2 separate regions of the Homo sapiens genome follow, and region 2 is linked to region 1. Evidence: read pairs that join two places in POLR2A ChIA-PET (ENCODE). Cell type or tissue: MCF 10A. All regions are shown on one strand. Links, peaks and the distances in the headings refer to the core of each region. The heading gives the core; the rest is flanking DNA. Region 1 overlaps LY86-AS1 (LY86 antisense RNA 1). Region 2 overlaps LY86-AS1 (LY86 antisense RNA 1).

Evidence for each region. Peaks named below come from ENCODE experiments on the same cell type or tissue, not always from the same donor. Only the 100,000 strongest peaks of a DNase experiment are listed, where the experiment ranks them.
Region 2: POLR2A ChIA-PET joins it to region 1 with 5 read pairs; 2 of 35 experiments call an interaction of 5 or more read pairs at or near these places.

What each region holds. Positions count from the first base shown.
Region 1 is chr6:6,497,453-6,509,197 of GRCh38, reverse strand. The region is part of intron 3 of LY86-AS1 (LY86 antisense RNA 1); the gene reads left to right. Among named protein-coding and RNA genes, the nearest start is that of LY86, 85 kb to the left of the region's middle. In MCF 10A, for the core only: a CTCF peak has its summit at 3,907 (motif pointing right); no DNase peak of the experiment used is centred there.
Region 2 is chr6:6,432,188-6,443,932 of GRCh38, reverse strand. It overlaps LY86-AS1 (LY86 antisense RNA 1), which reads left to right. Exons shown (of 8, transcript NR_026970.1): 4 at 5,201-5,357. Among named protein-coding and RNA genes, the nearest start is that of F13A1, 120 kb to the right of the region's middle. In MCF 10A, for the core only: no CTCF peak of the experiment used is centred there; a DNase peak (open chromatin) is centred at 6,792.

The DNA.
Region 1 (11,745 bases), core at 2,359-10,358:
ACACCCCAGCAGAAACATCGACAATTTGAACTGAAGGAGACAGAGCTAGAATGAAATAAAGAAAGGCCATCAGACTTCTTAGATAACTACAGGACTGGACCATAGAGATATTTGGCTGAAAATACACACTATTCTTCAAGACAAGGGAAGAATGACCCTGAATGGGATTCAGAGATCATTCAGAGTAATGAGTCCAGAGCTAACAGGCTGCACTTCAGCAGTAACATTTTATTTGACTAGCACTGAGTGAGCTTCCTCACTCCTGTGAGGATATGGTAGTTTCCTTCTTTTATTCTCAACTCAACTTAGAAAAATCAGTCAATAGTCAGTGGGTGATCTTCTTTACATAGGAAGTTGATGACAATCCACTAAAATTACGCAACTAAATTGTCAACTAATGTGACCATTACATAATGAAAATATTTAATAATGAAATTTCCAAGACCATCAACAGGCAAAGAAACTTGACATCTTTCAAAGTTAATTAGCAAATGTTTATCAATAATGCTTATTTTCTTAAGCGTTTTCAAATGAGATAATTTTAGATATTTTCTCATTGAGTGAGGCATCATGTAGTGTTTGGGATGAGGAAACAAAACTAAACTGTGTTTTGGGTTGCGTAAATGTCAGAGATCAATGCATTGTTAAATAGAAGGCATTCCACTTGGGAATGACTCCTTTAGTCTTGGTTCTGCCCTTCATGTGAAAATGGAACATTCAGAGAAGCCTTATTTGCTATTGAATATCTTTCTCTACAAAATTAGAAACAAATAACTAAGCCAAGGCTAGGTTTTGTGTCAATCAAATGAATGGGCCTGTAGATAAAGCTTTGCATTAGGATTCCGACGTCCCTGGCACAGAGATGGATTTTTCCCCCTTCATTCAATAAAGAATTCTACTGGAAAAAACTGTGGTATTTTCATGGGTAGAATAACTCAACTTCGTAAAGTTCTCCAGTCAATTCATAAATGTAATGCAATTCCAACAGCCTTTTAACCAGTTAAATAGATTGTAAACATCTTGTGAAAAAGTGTATAAGAATGACCAGGAATATTTTAAAAAAGAAAAACAATGAAAGAGTACTATCTTTGTTTGATATCAAAACATATTTTAAAGCTACCAGAATTAAAACAATGTGGTATTGGTGCATGTCTAGGAAAACCAATAAATGAAACAAAAAGTTCAGAAGCAATACATATTACTAATTTAGTAGGTGATATAGATGGAATTTTAATACAGTGAAAGAAAATAGGGAGTACCGAGTTAACGCTTTTGGATCATCTTTATAATTATCTGGTAAAAGACTGAATTTCCATCATACATATTATATACACAGAAATCTACAGATTGGCTACAATTTAGGTGTTCAAAATGGGAATTAAAAGTATTATAAAAGCATATAAGATTCAGAAAGTTTAAATAGATAAATATTTTCTAATAATAAAACCATTAAAAGTTGATAACATTTTTGACAAAACAATAGCATTGCAAAAAATTTTAAACAAAGTGAAAACACAAAAGGAAAAAGGGCCAATTTCACATATATAAGCATATATATTTATATGAAGACCAAAACCCAACAGGAAAATAAAAAAAAAAGAAAGGATAATTTATTTCTTTTCCTTTCTTTCCCTCCCTCCCTCCCTTCCTTCCTTCCTTCCTTCCTTCCTTCCTTTCTCTCTCCTTCTCTTTTTCTTTCTTTCTTTCTTTCTTTCTTTCTTTCTTTCTTTCTTTCTTTCTTTCTTTCTGTCTGTCTGTCTTTCTTTCTGTCTTTCTCTCTTTCTCTCTTTGTTTCTTCTTCCTTTCACAGGGTTCCACCATGTTGCCCAGGCTGGTCTTGACCTCCTGGGCTCAAGAGATCCTCCTGCCTTGCCCTCCCAAAGTGTTAGAATTACAGACGTGAGCCACTGCAAATGTCCCTGAAGGGGTAACTTATAGTAAAGAAAATATAAATGATTGTTCTCAAATGAAACAAAATGGTGTTCAACTGTATTTATAATAAAGGAAATAGTAATTAGAATGATAATGATGCATAATTTACTTACCTATTTTTAACCTGTAACATTAGTAATACATGCTGCATTGGTTAGAATGTACAGACATAGGTTCTTTCATATACTGTTGGTGGAAATGTAATTTGGTACAACCTTTACACAGTGCAATGTAGCAATGCCTTTTAACATGCAAGATGCTTATACCCTTTGACCTTCTACGAACTTAAGCTCATATTATTAACTTTAGGTGTACAATGTTTTGTTATGTAAACTACATTTAACTAATTATTAGGTTGATGCAAAAGTAATTGCGGTTTTGCCATTACTGTCAATAGCAAAAAACAGCAATTACTTTTGCACCAATCTAATAGTTTGCTTCCAATTTTTTGCTACTATAAACAGTGTTGTAATATAATCTTTTAAAATAACTCTACACACTTGTATTATTTCTGAAGGACAGATTCCTGTAAGCATAATTGTTGAATCATTTCTAGCTTCTCTGAGTGAACCTGGAAAAATAAACTTGAAATTCAAGGCCTATTATAGATGCCATCAGTAAAAAAAGAACCTCCTTTCCTTTCCAAATACTTCTATCTACTTTTCTTGATAGTTTCTGCACCTGCCTTCAAAAGTTCACATTTTCGTTACAGTTTTTCTTAATTTGCCTCTATCTCTGCACTGTCATGGCTACTATTCATAGCATTTACCTTCATAAAAAATAGCCACAGTTACTTAGGACTTTACCTTATTATAACTTTTCTTTTTAAATGGATTTCCATTTGTTGTGTCTAATTTTTCTTAGTGGAGACAGTAGAGGTCTGCTCAGAGCAGCTTAACCAAGCCATCTGTGTGTACGGAAAAGCAGAGACAATTAAAACCTGTTGACAACTTTGGGCAAAGCTGTGGGCCTCATGTTCTCTAATTTATGTGAGAAGCTGAAGAACAATCAGTTCAAGCTGGTTCTTCAAAGAGGCACAGCCTGTAACACACTTTTGGCAGGTCAGCATCTTTGCACTACAGCAAAGAGGTATCTGAGTCCAAAGAATTCTGAGATGTTCAGTAGGAGTCCACGAACAGGGCCCACGAAAACAAACACACACATTGCTACAAAGAGAAGAGCAAAGTTGCTGCTGTTTTTTTTTTTCCAGTTTTCCATGTAACTTTATTTCTCTGTTAACAAACAAGCATACTGCATAGTGTCCCCATCCCACTGCTCAGTGCAGTGTTATCAGAAATTTCCAACATTGTCAGCGGAGACACACAGGTGGCTAAGTGCTTGGGGAGGCAGTGGTGTGTGGAAAGGACTTTGTCTTTCTGCCACTCAGACTTGTGTTTAAATCTTAGCTGTGTCATCTTGGGCAACTCTCTTTTTCCTATTTTTCAAAGGGAAGAAAACAATACCTGGCTTGCAGGATTGATGTGACGGTTGAAAGTAATGGACATGACATTGCTTACACTCTACCTTTCCTTGTTACCTTCCATGTCCTGTTCTGTGGTTCCTACCCTGATGCTTCCACTGAAATTGCTCTGATCAGATGACCAGGGCCATCCCAGTTACTAAGTGACTGTCTTTGTCTTCTGTGGCTTCTCAGAAACATTGACCAATCCTACTCCCTTGAAACATTCTCTTCCCTTGGCTTGCAGGAACCACACTTTGATTACTTATTTCTAGCTCTGTGGACACTTCTCAGACTCCAGTGTCTTCTCCTCTTCCTCGTCCCCATCCTAAAGTTGTTGGTACTGAGTTTCTGTTCTGGATCCTCTTCTTCTGTACACCTCTGCTGGACAATCTCCTTCATATCCAAGACATCAATGATCATTTATATATTGGAGGGTCCAGTACATAATCTAGGTTCAAACAAACATACCCAAATCAGTCTCCAGATGGCACTGTTTGGGCACCACATGCTGGTGCAAGAAATCCAGAGGCCAGATCCATCCCCATCCCTCACTTCCCTCGCCGGGCCTTTGCTCCCCTCCTTTTCATGGGTCCTGGGGTCTCAGAGAGCCAACAGGTCTCCTGAGGAGGTGAAGTCCAATCCTGCCTGGCCCTATCTTGGTTTCTGCTAGCTTGGTGATTGCTGTCTGCTCAGCAGAGGCTGGGCCATAGCCGCATGTCTACAGTGATCACTAGTTATTGGGCAGAGGGTTGTCTTTGAGAGTAGTTACTCTTTGAGAGTGGGTTTTCAACTTCTCAAGTTTCCTCTTCAGGAAAGAGGCTGTCATTCAAGTCGCACAAAGCCTGCAGGATTAAAACTCATTCCACTTGTTCCCTCAGGTACTTCCTTAGGGTCCCAGGGTCAAAACAGTAGGAAAAGATCTGGTGTTAGTCACATAATGTCACAAGGTCACAGTGGACCAGAGCAGCTGGATGCTGAAGCATCTTTGATGGCATAAGGCCACACAGATACACAGAAGCATCTGAGCCTCCTCTTGAGAGGATTCAAGAAATGAGGTTATTTAGAACTGTGGGGGCAGCTTCAGTGGAAGACAGGGACACACAGGGGAAGTCTTGCCTTTGCTGGAGAAGCTCAATCGGTTCAGAGTGTGGTGCCAGTTGCTGTATCCAAGGGTGCTGATGGGAGCTCTTTCTCAGAAGATCTTGGAGTTAAGGCAGCCCACGTGTTAAAGCTCCAGAGATAGAGTGTGTGATCCTTCTCTCTTGATCCTTAAGTGTTAAAGATGTTAGAGATTGGTTCATGTACTTGGCCACCATCTAGGCTGGTTGCATGAGATCTGGGTTGGGATAGGTTTCAGACTCACAATCCCTTCTGTGGCAGTCGTTTATGCCACATTATGTCCCTTGTCTGTTCTCTTTTCGATCCACGCTTCACACTGCAGCCAAATGGATATTTCTACAAGTAGATCTGATCTAGAGTGATACTTCTATAAGTAGACCTGATCAAAATATCACCTAGTTGAAATCACTTTAGTAGTTCTCAGTTTTCTAAAATGTTACCTATAAACCCCTGATTTGGCTCCTGCTTCCTTCTTGGACTACTCTTTGACTGATGCTCCGTAGTCAGCCACACGGAACATAACTGGAAGTTGCATACTTAAAAGCCAAACCTCCACCTTATTCCTCCAGCTAAAACATCCTGCTATTCTTTTCTCAACTAATAATTTCGCTCACTTGTTTGTCCTTAGGTTAGATCTTACTTCCTCTAGGAAGCCTTCTCTGATCCACCCAGGCAAGAATACATGGCCTTTTGCAGGCTCCTCTTAAAACTGTTCTAGTGCTTATTTATGTATAATTCTGTCATAATTGCCTGTTTCTGCTAATTGCCCCTCACTGAAATACTGTGCCAAGGGTTTACAAAGATATGTCATTTAATCCTCACAACATCCTTGAGATGAATAATGTTCCCATTTTAGAAATGTGTCCATCATTTTAGAACAACAAACAGAGATGTAAGGTTAAGTGATTTAAATCAATAACTAGTTCATGGCGATGTGAGACTGAACCCATGAGCCTGTGTCCAAGCTCATGAGCTTAGCGACTATGCTGTGCTACACAACTGTAGTGTGTACAGACATGGCCTATGTTGTTCATTGCTGCATCCCCAGCATTCAGCACAATGCCTGGTACAGAACAGGTGCTCAGTAAATGTAGCTAAATAAATGAATAAAAGAAAGAATGAAAAGCTGCCTGGCAAATGATAGGCACATAGTAAAGACTAGCTCTTATTAAAAAAAAAAAACTCTTGTAAGCAACAAAGCAGAAAAAAGGGAAGAAAACCAGATAGCATCAGCTCATTTTCTAGTCAGAATATAGGAAACATCAGCGAAGTGTGGGGAAGCAGATAGTAGTTTCTGCATTTGCTTTTGAGGGAGGAGGCAGTTTCCACGGAGCTGGACTTGCTGAGCTCAGGGACTTGTTCTTGGCAGTTCAGGTTCTCGCTCTACCTTGAAAAACCACTGCGTCACCAAAGAACCGTCTCAGGTTTAGCACCATTCCCCACGAGGCTGTACATTCTCCTATATTTCCTTCGACACAACAGAGTATCTTTAAAAAGGTTCTCCCATGAAATAGAAGACAATCTCTGCTCACGGGAAAAGAAAAGATTTCTAGTAAGTTCAATACCAACCTGCCTTTGGCTGGTGTATAAATGGCAATATCAGAAGACTATTTTTTTTAGTAGGAATTTATATATGGTGAGTGAGGCTGGTAGAGTTTTTGGTATTTGAGTCTATAGCGTGGTTAAAGTGTTTTAGGGGTGAGTTTAAAAATTATAAATTAAAAAGTCATCCAAGTAACCCATGTACACATCATATAAAATGGCATGTAGGATTTATACTGAACACTTCCTATCTTTGGCATGGTCCTACTCACCATCAGTCTATGCAAAGACAACTAACTTTTTCTCCTTTTAGTTTTTCTGGTGATCAAATGCCATGTCCACCAAAACAAAAACAAAAAACAAAAAACTCAATACATTTTTGAAAACCAATAACTTGATTGCTTGATTTTTTTAGTGTGGTGGGCATTTGCCAGGTTTCTGAGGTCCAGTGTCTTCCTAATACCTTTCTCTATTTGAAGAGTTTTCTATGTTATGTTATGTATCATACCTCCCCAAGCTAGAAGCCAAAACTCATTCTCTGGCCTCCTTTGCTGGAAGAAAGCAGACTGTGACATAGGCTCTGCTAACCTGCCACACCACACTGGGCTGTCACTTAGGAGGGGGCAGAGGAGGGAGTTCTGTGTGGGGAGTTCACTTTTCTTCCGTGAGTGTGGTAGTAGTGCTTCAACTACTACTTGCAGCACTGTTTGGAGGGAATGGCAGCAGAATTTCTGCCATCCAGGCCTGAGTGTTGTTGGAGGGGCTGCAGGGGCTGCACCAGCTGCTGGAGTGGTGATAGAGAAATTTCCCCACAGCAGCTCGTATATAACAGCTCACTGCAGAGCCATCTGAGGAGCTGACATTTGCTTTTCCATTGCTATGAGTCTAATGCTGCCACTGTTGTGCCCACTTTGGCAGTGGAGTTGGGCTTGGCATTATGTGAAATTGCTTGACCGTGAACTTCTAGAGGATTCTGTGAGCTACCCAGTACCCTATTAGAAAGGTATTTTTTGCTTACTCATCCTGAGTTCTGCTGTTTGCAATAAAGAACTTTAAGTGATCCTTTTGATCAAGATCTATTGACCACTGCTATGAGAGATGAGCATTTATCTTACTTATGCATGCCCTACCTCTTTTTCTCCCTCCCTCCTTTTCTCCCTCCCTTTCAACTTTTTTGGTTTTAATTATTCTATGGGTTACCTAAATATTTTTAATAAACCTCCACCTCTTATTCTGTAAGCGTTATTTCTTGACTAAGAATAAGACCTTCACTCCTGCTCTTCCCTATACATCTCATCACTTTCACTACCCATCTTCTGTCAGCTGCTGCAGCACTTTTACTTTGTCAAAGTTGATAACATTTCTCTTCTATTCTGTGATCATAATTCAATCTCCTGTGCTTTATCTCTTGGTGGATTCTAAAACTGGAAAACTAGTAAGTGGCATTGACATAATAAAGACTATATAAATGTTGACTGCAGTGCCAAGTAAGGAGCTAATGATGACATTTCCTGCCCTGTAGGTCTCAGGTCGTGACTCCAGAGCTACTTGAAGCAGAGTGTTCCTAGCTTCAAGGTCACATCGGTTTTCTGTTCTTACATTTTATCAGTCACTCAAAATCAAGTGTTATTTTTCTTCCCCTGATTTTTGGGCCCTGGCTTAAAAAAATACCAGGTAGGTTTCTAATTGAGTTATTTTTTTCTTATTTGGAAAAGAATCTCAACTCTCTATCATAATCTCAACTGTATCCAGACCTTCAATAGTGTTAACTATTGTCTTGAATCCCTTTATCCTCTCATGGTGCCCCAGGATAGGGTCTCTCCCAGACTCTCCTATCCTGGACCTGTTGTTGTCCAGATCAGCTGCACAGCCACCATCCTTGGGCTTCCTATTAGTGACCTCCAGGATGAAAGTCTAGCCCTGGATTCCATGTCATCTTTCTGTTTTTTCTCCTTGTTTTACTAGTATATATACTCAGAAGACTTCCTCACACAGAAAGTGTGGTATATCATCTAGGTCTTTATCTGAAAATATTTTTATTTTACTCTCATACTGCAATGATAGTTTGGGCATAGAATTTTAGGCTCAAAAGATTTTTTTCCCTTAGCACTTTAAACACATTGTTTCATTATCTTCTGACTAATCTGACTAATGACGAGTTAGATGGTTCCCTGAATTTGTCTTTGGAAGCTTTATAATTTTTTTCTTTATGTTTGGTGTTCAGAAATTTCAAGAGGATGTGCTGGCTCAGTAGTTATTTTAATTCATCCTGCTCAGTACTCAATGGATTCATCAAATGTGAAGTATGCCCTATTATTTCTTTAAAAAATTCCCCCATCCATTTTCTCTGTCTTTTTCTATAATTCCTCTTAGCTACCTGATAGATTTCTGCAACTCCTGTATTATTTCTCTATGACTCTTACCTTTATCTTTCAAATTTGCCATCTCTTTGCCATTTGCTTTAAGCTCTAGGAGAGTATTTTGACTTTATATTTCAGCTGTTCTTTTGAATTTCATATTTTAGAGGTTAGATGTTTAATTTATAGGAACTCTTCTGTGTTCTCTGCTAGTTCTCTTTTCAGCCATACTATTCTTGTTTTATAAATGCAATATCTTCTCAAATTTCTTTAAAGATATTTATTAACAATTTAAAAAATCTCTTCTAGTTTTTGAATTATTTCTTTTCCTTTGAGACTATGTATGTTTTGGTCTTTCTTTTTTTAATTTTCTGCTTGTGGTTGTCCTTAAATGTCTGATGATTTTTTTGTAGATTCACATTGATGAGTGAAGGATTCGTTTCATAATAATAGCTACCTAGTAAAGGTTTCTTTTTAATTTGGGTTGATGATATGTTTCTTAATAGACATCTCCCCTGAATGGGAAGGCAGACACGAAATCTGCGCAAATGCATAGGGCTAACTGACAGATTTTGTTTTAGGATGTACATGTGTGGGAATCAGCCTTAGATGAGACATTCTGCTTCATCTCCACCCACCAAATGCCAGAATAAGGGGAGCTTTCCTCTTAGATCAACATCCCCGCTAAAATACAAATTTGTGAAGCATTCTATATTAAAAAAAATACAAATTCCTCCCCAGCTAGTTTATCCATTTGTCTTAGTGAAGAGTCTCTTGCTATTCTTCTGCCCTCTTTAGGAGATAAAAACCTGGTGCTCTCTGCCCTGTGTGGGAGTGGAGCCAGTAACCCTATGCCTAAATGCTGGCTGACATCTTGTGAGGCTGACTGGCAGCCACTTCCCCTGAAGTCCCCTCATACACATAATTGGGCTTTGGTTTCCTCTGTTTCATGTTCCCATCTGCTTCCATATTCAAGAAATGCATTGAAGTCTCCCATCTACAAAAGACCTTCATTGCTCCCAATTTCTTCACTGCTACAGATTTATTTATTTATGAACGTCCATACAGTTATTTAAGTGGAACCTCTGCCACAGGGAGTGGCACATGCATGTGCTATTCTACCTTATTCGCACTAGACACATGCCCACCTCCACAGTGCTGTTTTTAAAAATGGGATTTTTTTGTTGTTGAATGTGTTCTCATCTCTTATCTGTATTCCTACTACTTAACGTAATATTTCTGGAGACAAGAATAGGCTCTTGTTGAAGGAAAGAAAAAAGGAAAAGAAAGAAAGAAGGAAAGAAAGGAAGAAAGAAAACAAAGAGAAATAAAGCAGATTTAAATGAAAGCAAACAAATGAAGTAAATTGAGATAATAACAAGCAGTGCCACTCTCTCTTAAGTATGTATGATGAGCAGTTAAAAATAGTCAAGTTATTAATCCCTTTGAAAGACCTTGGCCTCATTGACCACCTTACCATGTGCCACACGTATTAAATGAACAGCTCCCAAGAGAAACCGGTTCTAAATATGTTAGCATGTTCTTGCCAGCAGGGTTCCTGGCACACTGGGGATACCTGCTCCAGAGTGTCTGTGGGAGAACTCAGACACATCATTCCCCCTCCGGCTGTTGAGGGCCTATTGATGAAAAGATGATACAACACAGACACTGCAAGTGTTTAAGACTCAAGTTTAAAAAACACACTTGCTACTTCATTTATTTTCTTCCCATGAAACTAATTGAGACCCTAAAACTCTATTACCATGAGGATAGAAAACTTAATGTCAGTCGCTGTCGTAATCTTCTCCTTACTAGGGCTCCAACAGACTCATGGAGCCCAAAATGTGGAGAGAAGCCAGATTACCCACATTAGAAATGCTGGCATCTTCATTGTACTTGAGGTCCAACAGATCTTTGCTGTGCCTAATGTCCAAAGAGGAAATTCAGGGCTTTGATACCATCTCTCTTTGAAGTCCAGTTACATTGTTGAGGCCCTGCATTGGAGTGGTAAGGGGGTCTCCCCTTCTTGAGAGGTCGAGGGACCTTTTACCTCTCTCTAAAGCACCCTATTGAGGTATTTTGGTGTAATCTCTTTAATTGTTGGAGGCTTTGGTAAATATCAAAGCTAAATCAATAGACCACTTCTACCTTCTGCCCTTCTTTGAGGCCATGAATCCAGAAGAGACCATCTGCCTCAATAGGAGTGGGGGCAGTGAGTGGGAGTGGAGGATAAAGGGGAGGAAGAGGGCAAATATCAGAAGAAGTAAAATCAGTTAATGTTTCAAAAATACTACTATGCCATAGTATGTACATTTAACCACAAAGGGCTACCTCACGGGCTATATGGGTGAATACGAAATGGCACCCAGGCCAGGATGAGTTGAAGTGGGTTAAGGTGAGTGGGAACAGGGGAGGGGTGGGAAAGATTTTTCTGGAGAGTTACCACTGAATTTATGACAGAACTTCTTGGAGAATTTGAGGAGATGAAAATAGCCTGTAGCTGTGGTGAATGCTTATTAGCTATGCCCACTCCACAGCCATGCCCCTCCCATAGCCACGCTCCCTCCCCCAGCACTTTGTCAAAGGCCTTTAGCCAAAGGCATGAGGTGCTGCATTCCTGAGGACTCCTGAGCCCAGACTGATGCTCCTGGAGGCCATGTGAATGTGAAGAATGCTCATCTTGTGTGGAGATTTTACTAATCTTTATAGGGAGCAGGACAAATATCTCCTGGAAAGTTCATGGCTACAAACATCAGTGCCTGTGGCATTCATACCATTGCCACAGAGCAGCCTCAGGATGCTGCCAGCTGATCTCACACATATTCCAAGGAACTCCAGTTTCAGGAGGAGACCGGCGCGGTCCCATTTGGATCCAGCTATGACATCTATTCACTTAAAAGCCATAAAGATTCATTTTGCCAAGGAAAAAGTATGGAAGAGGATTATGGACATTGACTCAAGCAGATACTCAAACCAAACCCATGGACCCGCTGGGCTGCATAGCTGGCGCTACCATGAACAAACACTGCTGCATGTGGCGCGGGCCCTGCCGCAGCCGTGGTCAGCTCCCTCTTATGTGCCCATGAGAAACAAAGTGCTGGGGGCCTGCTGGGTCCCACAAGAACTGGAAAGTCACCTGGCAGCTTTTCTGTCAGGCATATCTTCAGCCTTCTTCCCCCAAAGACTGGCTCCTCTGCTCATCGCTTGAGGCCACCAGCCTCAAGTCTGCATGACTTTGTCTTGACTCCCACTAGTAACGGACACAATCTTTCAGTGAGAGACCCAATTTCCTATGAGAGAGAATCTGATTTCCCAAGATTTAGTCGTGTCCAC
Region 2 (11,745 bases), core at 2,501-10,500, 65 kb after region 1:
TCATTTGCAGCAAAATGTTGTTAATTTTGATGAGGTCTTCATTAGTCAAAGTTCTTCAGAGAGACAGAACTAATAGGATATGTAAATGTAGATACAGATACAGATGGATATAGATATGGATACATGAGAGAGGATATATTAGGAGAACTGTCTCACATATGGAGGCTCAGAAGTTTCATGGTGGTGTGTCTGCAAACTAAAGATCCAGGGGTGCTGGTAGCATGGTTCAGTTCAGGTGTAAGGCCTAAGAACCAAGGAAGCCAATGGCATAACTCTCAGTCCGAGATCAAAGGCCTGAGAGCCCCAGGAGGCCTCTGGTGTACCTCCCAGAGTCCAAAGGCCAAAGACCCTGAAGTTCTAATGTCCAAGGACAGAAGTAAAAGGATGTTTCAGGTCCAGCAGAAAGAGAGAGAGAGAGCAAATTCATCCTTCTTTCCCCTTTTTATTCCATCCGGGCTCCAAGCTGATTGGACGGTGCCTGCCCACATTGAGGCAAATCGTCCCCACTCAGTCTATCTTTTTTTTTATTATTATTTAAGTTTTAGAGCACATGTGCACAATGTGCAGGTTAGTTACATATGTATACATGTGCCATGCTGGTGCGCTGCACCCACTAACTCGTCATCTAGCATTAGGTATATCTCCCAATGCTATCCCTCCCCCCTCCCCCCACCCCACAACAGTCCCCAGAGTGTGATGTTCCCCTTCCTGTGTCCATGTATTCTCATTGTTCAATTCCCACCTATGAGTGAGAATATGCGGTGTTTGGTTTTTTGTTCTTGCGATAGTTTACTGAGAATGATGATTTCCAATTTCATCCATGTCCCTACAAAGGACATGAACTCATCATTTTTTATGGCTGCATAGTATTCCATGGTGTATATGTGCCACATTTTCTTAATCCAGTCTATCATTGTTGGACATTTGGGTTGGTTCCAAGTTTTTGCTATTGTGAATAGTGCCGCAATAAACATACGTGTGCATGTGTCTTTATAGCAGCATGATTTATAGTCCTTTGGGTATATACCCAGTAATGGGGTGGCTGGGTCAAATGGTATTTCTAGTTTTAGATCCCTGAGGAATTGCCACACTGATTTACACAATGGTTGAACTAGTTTACAGTCCCACCAACAGTGTGAAAGTGTTCCTATTTCTCCACATTCTCTCCAGCACCTGTTGTTTCCTGACTTTTTAATGATTGCCATTCTAACTGGTATGAGATGATATCTCATTGCGGTTCTGATTTGCATAAAAACCCTAGAAGAAAACCTAGGCATTACCATTCAGGACATAGGCACGGGCAAGGACTTCATGTCTAAAACGCCAAAAGCAATGGCAACAGAAGCCAAAATTGACAAATGGGATCTAATTAAACTAAAGAGCTTCTGCACAGCAAAAGAAACTACCATCAGAGTGAACAGGCAACCCACAAAATGGGAGAAAATTTTCACAACCTACTCATCTGACAAAGGGCTAATATCCAGAATCTACAATGAACTCAAACAAATTTACAAGGAAAAAAGCAAACAACCCCATCAAAAAGTGGGCAAAGGACATGAACAGACACTTCTCAAAAGAAGACATTTATGCAGCCAAAAAACACGTGAAAAAATGCTCACCATCACTGGCCATCAGAGAAATGCAAATCAGTCTATCAACTCACATGCCAATATCCTCCAAAACCACCCTCTCAGACCCACCCAGAAACAATGCTTCCCCAATCATATAGGCTTCCCTCCATCCTGTCAAGTTGACAACTAAAATGCACCATCACAAGGTCCAATTTATTTAATTTTTATTTTGTTGATCTTGCTTTTGGGTATCATATCTAAGAAAACATTCCCTAATTTTATGTTACAAAGATTACGCCTATGTTTTTTTCTAAGAGTTTTATAGTTTTAGCTCTTATGTTGAGGCCTATGATTCATTTTGAGGTTTTGTGCATGTGTATGATATAATAAAGGGGTACAACTATGTCTTTCTTGGACATGTGGATATCTAGTTGTCCCAGCTCTTTTTGTTGAAATGACTGTTTCATTCCCCATTACATGATCTTAGCTCACTTGTTAAAAATCAGTTAAATATAAAGGTAGAGGTTTATTTTTACTCTCACCTCGATTCCATTCATTTATGTGTGTATCCTTATGTCAGTTGCGTTCTATCTTGATTACTGTAACATTGCAGTAAGCTTTGAAGTTGCAACTGTGGGTCTTCTAAATTTGTTTTTTTCTAAAATTGTTGTAGTTATTATGGGGTCCTTGTACTTTCATACATTTTATGACCAGCTTGTCAATTTCTGTCAAAAAGCCAGCTGGGATTTTGATCAAGATTGTGGTGAATCTGTAGATTAATTTAGGAACTATTAACATTTTAATGATAATAAGTCCTTTAATCCCAAAACCTGGGATATCTTTTCATTCATTTAGATCTTCTTTAATTTCCTTTGGGAATGTTTTGTATTTTCAGTGAAAAAGTCTCATACTGTACACAGTGTGCATTTGTTAAATTTTTCATAAGCATTTTATTTTGATGCTATTATAAATAAAATTATTTTCTTAACATTATTTTTGGATTGTTCCTTGCAAGTGCATAGAGATACAACTGATTTTTTTTTATTGATCTTGTATCCTGAAATCTTTGGAACTCATTCATGAGTTATAATAATTTTTTAGTGTATTCCTTAGGATTTTCTATATGCAGTATTATGCCATTTCCAATTAGAGATTATTTTACTTCTTATTTTCCAGTGTGGATGCCTTTTATTTATTTTTCTTGCTTAATTGCTCTCGTTAGAACCTCCAGTGCAATAGTGAATAGATGTGGCAGGAATGGACAATGTTGTTTCTGATTGTAGAGGAAAAACATTCTGTCTTTCACCAAGTATGGTATTAGCTATGGATATTTCACAGATACCTTTTATCAGGTTAAAGAAGTTTCCTTTTACTCCAAGTTTGTTGAGTGTTTTTATGATGAAGGAATGCTGGATTTTGTCAGATACCTTTTCTACATCTGTTGAGATGATCATGTGGTTTTTGTTCTTTTTTCCGATGTTAAATCGACTTTAATTTTTTAGACTTGGTTTCCTTTAATTCTTAGAACATATATGTGTGTGTATATATATTTATGTGTATATATATTTATATGTATATATAATAACTGGTTTAAAATATTTGTTCATTTGGCCCCTTGGGAACTTTTTCTGTTGACTGCTCTTTTCCTTCATATGAACCTTCCTTTCCTATTTATCTGCATATCTTCTAATATTTTATTTCAAATTGAGCATTTTTGATATGATGTGGCAACTCTGGATATCAGATTCCACCCCTACTCCTGGGGTTTGTTGTTGCTGCTGTTTGTTTAATGATATTTGTTAACTTATTCTGTAAAGTATTTATTCCCTGTAGTGTGAAGTTATTGAGCCTTTGCTTGGTTAGCTTAGCAGTCAAACAACAATTGGTCAGAGATTTTCTTACATGCCTTGAAGCTATAAAACTTCTGCCCTTTGCTGACAGACTGTGTGTGTGTGTTGGGGTGTGTTTTCAATGCTCAGGTAGTTTACACCTCTGTCTTAGCCTTCACTTCCTGCTTGTACAGGGCCTAAAAGTCAGCCAGAGATGGAAGATTGGGTTCCTCTCAGATGTTTCTAGGGAATGCACACAGCTCTGTACATGTATGTGGCCTTCCTTCTATATCCTCAGGAATATGTCAGAGCTTTCTGGAGCCCTGTGTGGGCCCATTCCCCAGATCTTCCTTTTAAGTTTTTGGCCAACCTCTTGTTTGGTCCTATTGGTATCACAGCCTCAGGCAACTGTGCTGCTAAACAATTTTCAAAGCTTTGTTTCCAACCAATTCTCTGGGGGTAGAGCTTTTCTAGCAGAGTGAGCTCCAAGTCAGGTCAGATAGTGACTGCAAATAGAGCTTTTCTGGCAGAGTGAGCTCTATGTCAAGTCAAATAGTGAACACTGATCTGAAGATGGGAACTTTTGAGAAGTTTCAAATCAAGTCTGTCCCATTTAGTGGCTGCAAGGCTGCTGGTTTTTATAGCAACTGTGGCTGCCAGATGGTTAGTATTCAAGGCTCCTACGAACAAGTTAAAAGATCACAAAGGCCCTGTTCTCATGTAGGTTCAGCAGTTTTTCTTAAATAAATGTTTCTCAAATAATTGCCTGCCTTTTATTAACTTTCAGAGCTCTGAACAAGTTGATTCTGATGGCTTTTGTCATTGTTTCTGTTGCTTTTATAGAGGAGCAAATTTATTTCAGTTCCTGTCTTCCATTCCAGAACTCCTTCCCCCCGGCAAAATTCTCACTGATTATCAAAATTTACCCCTCTTTAGTGATTAGAAATAGAAATTATAAAGCTAAACAAACAAACAACTTAATTCAGCCTTAGATAAAATTAAAATATATTATAAGTCACAGTGGTATATAATAAACCTTAAGAAAGAATCAGAGTTCACTATCAAGTATTTTCAATTTTATAGTATTCTTCTTATAAAAAGAATATTTACAATGCAGAGTCCAGATAAGAGCTCAGAGAATAATGAACATTCTTGAGAAAATATATATAAAGGAAAAAAATACTTAGTTATATTTATCCCAGTACTGAAATTACATCAGCTCTTCAATAGGACTAGAAAATCCTTCCTACTTGTTTGCCCAATATTAAGTACAAAGTTGTTGCTTAATTTTTCTGGTGCATAATCTTCTGATGATCAGGAAAACCACATATCTGGAATCAACTTTTCTTTTCACATACTGCATAAAAGAAAATATAAACTATCAGATTCAGATTCAAATGCAATAAGAAGCCTGAATTTTTTTTGACAGATAATAGCTTTCTATTGAAATTTCTATTGAATGTATGTGATAAATACAGTTAGATGTATTGGTAGAGACATATTTTACCTTCATGTAAGTTACTACTTAGTCTTTCAGCAATAGAAATAAAAGATGGCTATTGGTATTTAAACTTAACACAATGCTATGGGGTACAGAAGAACAATTCATAGAAAAATAAGTCTTTAAAGAATTGGAGGATGCCCTTATATTTTTCACTTCCTATAGTACGTGTTTTGGATTGCTACTGACACCATCTTTTTAAAAAAATTGATATTTATTCATCATGAAAAGGAAGCACCTGGTGATTTGACATTTTCTAAATTGTACCTTTTCTCCTAAACATCTGTTTTTGTTGAAAGCCTTTGGAATGAGTACACATCCAGGAGTGAAGAAGACAAGCTCAACTGCCATTCTCTGAGCAGTTCAAGGCATACTGAGTTGCGGGAGTTGTGTGGTGGTCCACTCTGACTGCAAGCACCCCTTTCTTGAACCGAACAGAGTCAAGTGGAATCAAAGGTGAGTCTATGACTTGTCTTGGACAAGAAACAGTTTATTGATGAATCAGCTGTGGCAACATGTCTTTCCTGCAGAGAGCTGAGTCAGAGCAAATTTAAGGCAAGTATTCTGACAGCTTCTAAAGAAGAATTTGCAAGTTGTTCCCTCCAGTCTGGCACAAACCCAGATCATTGAATAGAATTTAAGGTTTTGTGTTTTTTTTTTCAGTTGTGCCTGGGTGGTTTTCTTTCTTTTAAAAAAATTGACTGAAAAGTTTCCACTGAGTTCCAATCAATATGCCTGAGATGGGCCAAGTCATCCTGGCAGAGGGAAGCACTGAGATTGTATTTCTGAGATGTGCACCAGGAGGTAGGGTTCTCCAAGGGAGGGTAAGGGAAATGTAGAAGCTCAAGAGATCTGGTGGCTGTGAAGATAGATGGCTGCCATGGCCAGACTCGATGCCATGGGGTGTTCACTGGTGAATGTTGGCAGGCGGCTTTGGCTAGTTTCCTTGCTTCAATGCTGTGTGACCTGAATAAGCCATTTGGTTGCATTAATAGCTCCTTTTTTCAGCCCCCAAAATGAGAGATATGGAAATGAAGGAGAGTATATCCTTACTGTAAAAGTATGTTCTTGGATAGCCGAATATACATTAGGTAAATTTAAGCCAATAGTTTCACTGACATAGTATTGTTGAGATTTGTTTTTCTCCTCCCTCATTGATCTTTGCTGGCAATGGTACTGACATATTAGTTCAAGCGTCTTTGTCCTCAGCCTCTCTGACAAGGAGTTAATAAATTTTAATGAAGAATTTAGGAAAAAGCTCTCCTTTTGGAAATGACCGTATGTATAATCTTAAGTTTGAAAACACCTGTAAGTTAGTGGGAGCTCAAAATGAGAAGGGCTATGCATTCTAAAATATGCTGTTTCATTACAACAAGTATTTATGTGTATGCATTTTTAATGTGAATGAAATTAATAATTTGATTAATGACAATCTGTCAGCTGTAACAGCTGTAACTATGGTTTGGGTGGAAATAGAAAGTTTGAGATCCACAGGGTTAGCTTTCATTAGAAGTGTAACTCTGTGTTTGTGTGTGTGAATGTACACATGAACATGTAGTAGAAATTATTGATAAACTGAACTCATCAAATTTAAAAACATCTGTTCTTCAGAAAACATTTGACACTGATTTTAAAAAAGTGAAACCACAGATTTGGAGAAAATAGTCACAATATACATAACTGGCAAACCATCCAATGAAAATGAGCAAAGACTTAGACACTTATTAAGAGATATATCAATGATTAGTAAGCACATTAAAAAATGCTCCACATTGTTAGTTACCAGAAATGCAATTAAAATGACAACGTGCTAGCATTCACCATTCAGAATGACTAACATTAATAAGACTGAGAACACCAACTGTTCATGACGATGTGGACCAACTGGAATTCTCATACAATGATAATGAGGTATAAACTTACACAACCACATTGCAAAATACTTGGAAAGTTTCTTATAAAGCTTTTTAAAAATTGAAAATGTATTGTGTCATTCACGGATTACACTTCTAGGTATTTACCTAAGAGAAATGTAAACATGTCTACAAAAAGTTTGTGCAAGAATGATCACATAGCTTTATACATATTAGCCAGAACATGCAAAAATGGAAATGTTCACCATTAAGAGACAGATAAGCAAATTGTGGTATATTTATACCACAGAATACTACTCATAATGATACAGGAGCTAAAAAGAAATTATTTAGGCTGTTAGTGAGGGTAAGAGAGTCCTCAGTAAGGCTTCGCTTTTAACGAAAAGCAGCCCCCAAATCATTTCTTTTCTAATAAAGAGCAGCCCCTAAAATCAAGCTGCAGACAAAGAAAGGCAAGCTAGATGCTTGCACGGGTGAATGCTAGCAGTTGTGCCAATAGGAAAAGGCTACCTGGGGGCCAGGCATGTTCAACATGAGGCTCCACCTCCCTTTTTCTTTGTCAACCACATGTACAATAAAGGAACAGGCAACATGGCGCCGGACAGGTAGAGAACCCATTTGCATAATAAAAGATTAGGTTGAGGTGGCACACCTGGTCTGACCACTTCTCAAGCTTGTCTATAAAACCCTATGCGTTTCACCATAAAATTGGAAGACCCACTCAGGAGCTCCTCTCTGCAGGAAGGAGAGCTTTTCTCTTTTCTCTCACCTATTAAACCTCCACTCTTAAACTCACTTCTTGTGTGTCCATGTCCTTGATTTCCTTGGTGTGAGATGATGAACCTTGGGTATTTACCCCAGACAATGACACAGCTTCAGTAAGTAAAAGGGGAGTGAATTACTAATACCCACAACAACATTCATGAACCAAAAAAAACAGAACAAAACAAAACAAACAAACAAAAAACATGTTGAGCATTAAGGGCTAAAAACAGAAGAATATATTCTGCATGATCCCATTTATAAGCCTTTTAGGAACAGGCAAAACTAATCTCAGATGAGAGAAATCTGAAAATTGTTGCTTCAAATGCAGGGTATGGAGAGAACCGAGAAGGGGGCATGAGGAAACTTTCTGGAGTAAATGAAAATTTTCTCAACTCTGATAGTTGCATGAGTTGCACAAATGCACACATTTGCTAAAACTATTTAAACTGTGTACTTCATATTTGTACATTCCACTGTCTATAATTTTCAGAGTGTTTAAAATATATTTAAAGATAAAATTTGAGTCTGTAAAGACAGTAGAAGGAAACAACCCCATTAAAAACTGGGTAAAGGACCTGAACAGACTTTTCTCTAAAGACGTACACATGAAAAGTGGTCAACAAAAACATGAAAAAATGCTCAACATCACTAATCATCAAAGAAATGTAAATTAAAACCATGATGAGATATCATCTTACACCAGTCAGAATAGCTGTTATTAAAATGTCAAAAACAATAGATGTTGGCGTGGATGCGGAGAAAAGGGAACATTTACACAATGTTGGTGGGAATGTAAATTAGTACAACCTCTATGGAAAGCAGTATGGAGATTTTTTGAAGAACTAAAAGTAGAACTACCATTTGACCCAGTAATCACACTGCAGGGTGTCTACCAAAAGGAAAAGAAATCATTGTATAAAAAAGCCACCTGCACTTGCATGTTCATCACAGCACCATTCACAATAGCAAAGTCATGGAACCAACCTAAGGGTTCATCAGTGGTTGACTGGATAAATAAAGTGTGGTATGTATTCTGCATGGAATACTATGCAGCCATAAAAAAGAATGAAATCACATCCTTTGCAGCAAAATGAATGGAGGTGGAGACGATTATACTAAGTCAACTAACTCAGAAACAGAAAACTAAATACTGCATGTTCTCACTAAGGGTGAGCTAAACATTTGGCAGACATAGACCTAAAGATGGAAATAATGGACACCAGGGACTCTAAAAGGGGAAAGAGTTGAGGGGGAAGGTTGAAAAATAACCTATCAGGTATGATGTTCACTGTTTGGTAATGGTAATGGGTTCACTGGATGCCCAGTATCCACCAGTATGTAATATATTCGTGTAACAAACATGCACATGTACCCCCCTGAATTTAAAAAAAAACCAAATAAATAAAAGATATTAGGTTGAAAAAATAAATCAAGAGGTAGGAAAGGCTAGAAAATATCAAGAAAAAATGCTAAGTTGACAAATTTGAGTAATTAAAAATTATAATTTATGTATGGCAAAAATAAGAATATAGGTAATGTTAAAAGACAGATAAAAAAATAGAAAAATGTATCTAATATGACAAAGGGCTAACTAAAATCTAAAGAGCTTTTTGAAATCATTAAATACAAGTAATTACTCCCTATAAAATAGACAAAATCATAAATAGATAAGTTCACTGAAACAAATACGTATAGATATAGATAAATGTATATATATAATATCACACATGAAAAGATGTTGTACTCTATCCATAATAAAATAAATGCAAATTAGAGAGCAATTAAACATTTTTGACCTAATAGACTTGTAAAGAATGTAATGCTTGATAGTACACAGTGCTAGTTGCACTGGTATTCCCCACATTTTTGATGGAGTATGAATAAGTGCAAACTCTCTAAGAAGCAATTTGTCAATATACATCAAAATGTAAAATGTGCATATCCTGGAATCCAGGAATTGGGCTTCTAGGTCAAATATGCAAGGTTTTTTATTGCAGCATTGTTTGGAATGTCAAATGACTGGAAACAGTCAAGTTGGAACTGGTTACATAAATTGTGGTTACGTCCAGACATTGCTTACATACAGCCATGAAAAGGAACACGAAAGCTCTTTATATGATGATATGGATCTATCTCCAAGATACTTTGTTAACTGAGAAGCATAAGGTCATATCTGCATTTCTATGTAAATAAGAATGGATAAATGTAAATATAAATGTAACACATGCACAGAATATATTTGGAAGAAATAATAGCAAACGAACAGAAATTGTCTAAAGGGAGGGGCAGTAGTGTTGAGAGACAAGGAGAGGAGATGTTTACTTTTCACATCACCTTCTTGTAGCTGCATTTTTTTTTTTAACTATGGGCATGTATGTGGTTTAGAGAAAATGGCTTAGCTGGAGCTATCACCCAGAGCGCCTTTTTATGGCCTGTCGAGCACGGCTATGTCAGAACAGTTGACTTCTTACATGCAGTTCAGGGGTCCCAGAGAGATGTATTCCAAGGAATCAACCTTCAACTTGGCTTTGGAAATCATACACTGACACTTTTACTGTCTGTATAAGATAAGGCTGTTGCAAACCAACCCATATTTAAACGTAAGGGAAATTAACTGCATCTCTTGGTAGCAGGAACATCAAAAAATTCTTGACTATCATCTTTAATTCATTACAAATGTTATCAATAAAAAGTACTGTAAGAATTAAGAGGAGGACCAATTCATCAACATGAAGGTAGTGTCACACAGCTGTCTTTCAGTAAAATGTGCTCTGTAGCCTTCACATACATTTCCTTCCATTTCTCAGTAACTCCCTTTGGAATTAAGTATCCTGATCTGAGACAATATATGAGAAGAGTATCATAATCCGCGAGGACATGTGTGTCGGTTCCATTCAAAATGGCAGTTCATAATTTGACACACTCAGATATTTTTGTTGTTTTTGGTTTTCTTTCAGACCTCAGGTACAGAATAGAGTTTAAGAATTCTTATTTCATGGTCTGTTGTTGATTATTGGTTCTTGTTAGGCCTCTTTCTTGTTATTCATTCATTTTTTTTCACAGTTATGCCTTTTCCCTGTGTACCCCCCTCTCACTTCATATGCAACCATTTTAATGTATACTGTTTTGTATGTGTTCGAAACGAACATTACTGTTTTGTATGAATGTATTTTTATTGTTGTAAAATACACACAACGTACCATTTATCATTTAAAGCATTTTTAAGTGTACAATTCAGTGGCATTAATACATTTACAATGCTGTGTAACTATCATCTTTATCTATTTCTAAAACTTTTTAATCACTCCAAACAAACACTCTTAGTAATTATGCAATAACTCCCCATTTCCCCTGCCTTTTAGCTGCTAATAACCTCTACTCTACATTCCTTATCTTTAAAGTTGTTTTTTCTAGGTATTTCATCTTTGAGGAATCATGTAATGTTTATCCTTTGTGTCTGACTTCTTTCAGTTAGCATAATGTTTCCAAGGTTTATTCATACTGTAGCAACCATCAGAACTTCATTCAATTTTATGGCTGAATATTAATCCATTGTATGTATATGCCATTTTATCCAATTACTTATTCGTTGATAGATACTTGTTGCCACTTTCAGCTATTGTGTGTGAATAATGCTACTGTGAACATTGTTGTATGAGTATCCATTTAATTCCCCTTATTTAATTATTTTGGGAGTGGGATTGTAGGAGTGGAATTACAGGGTCATACGATAATTTTATATTTAACTTTTTGAAGAACTGTCAAACTATTTTCCATAGCAGCAATACTATTTTACCTTCCCACCACCAACTAGGATTCCAATTGTTCTACATCCTCCCAGCACTTATTTTCCATTTTTTTTAAAACAACAGTCATCTTAATGTGCGTAGTAATATTTCATTGTGGTTTTAATTTGCATGTCCCTAACAACTATAATGTTGACCATATCTCTATGCACCTAATGGCCATTTGTATGTCTTCTTTGCTTAAAGGTTGTTATTTTTGCTGAAGTTCAATTTATCTATGGTGTTGTTGTTGCTTTTGCTTTTGGTGTCATATTTAAAACGTCATTGCCAAATCCAACGTTATGATTTTCCCTTAAGTGTTCTTCTGTGTGTTTTACATTTTTATCTCTGAAGTTTAGGTTTTTAATCCATTTAGAGTTAATTCTTATATATGACATAAAGTAAGAGTTCAACTTTATT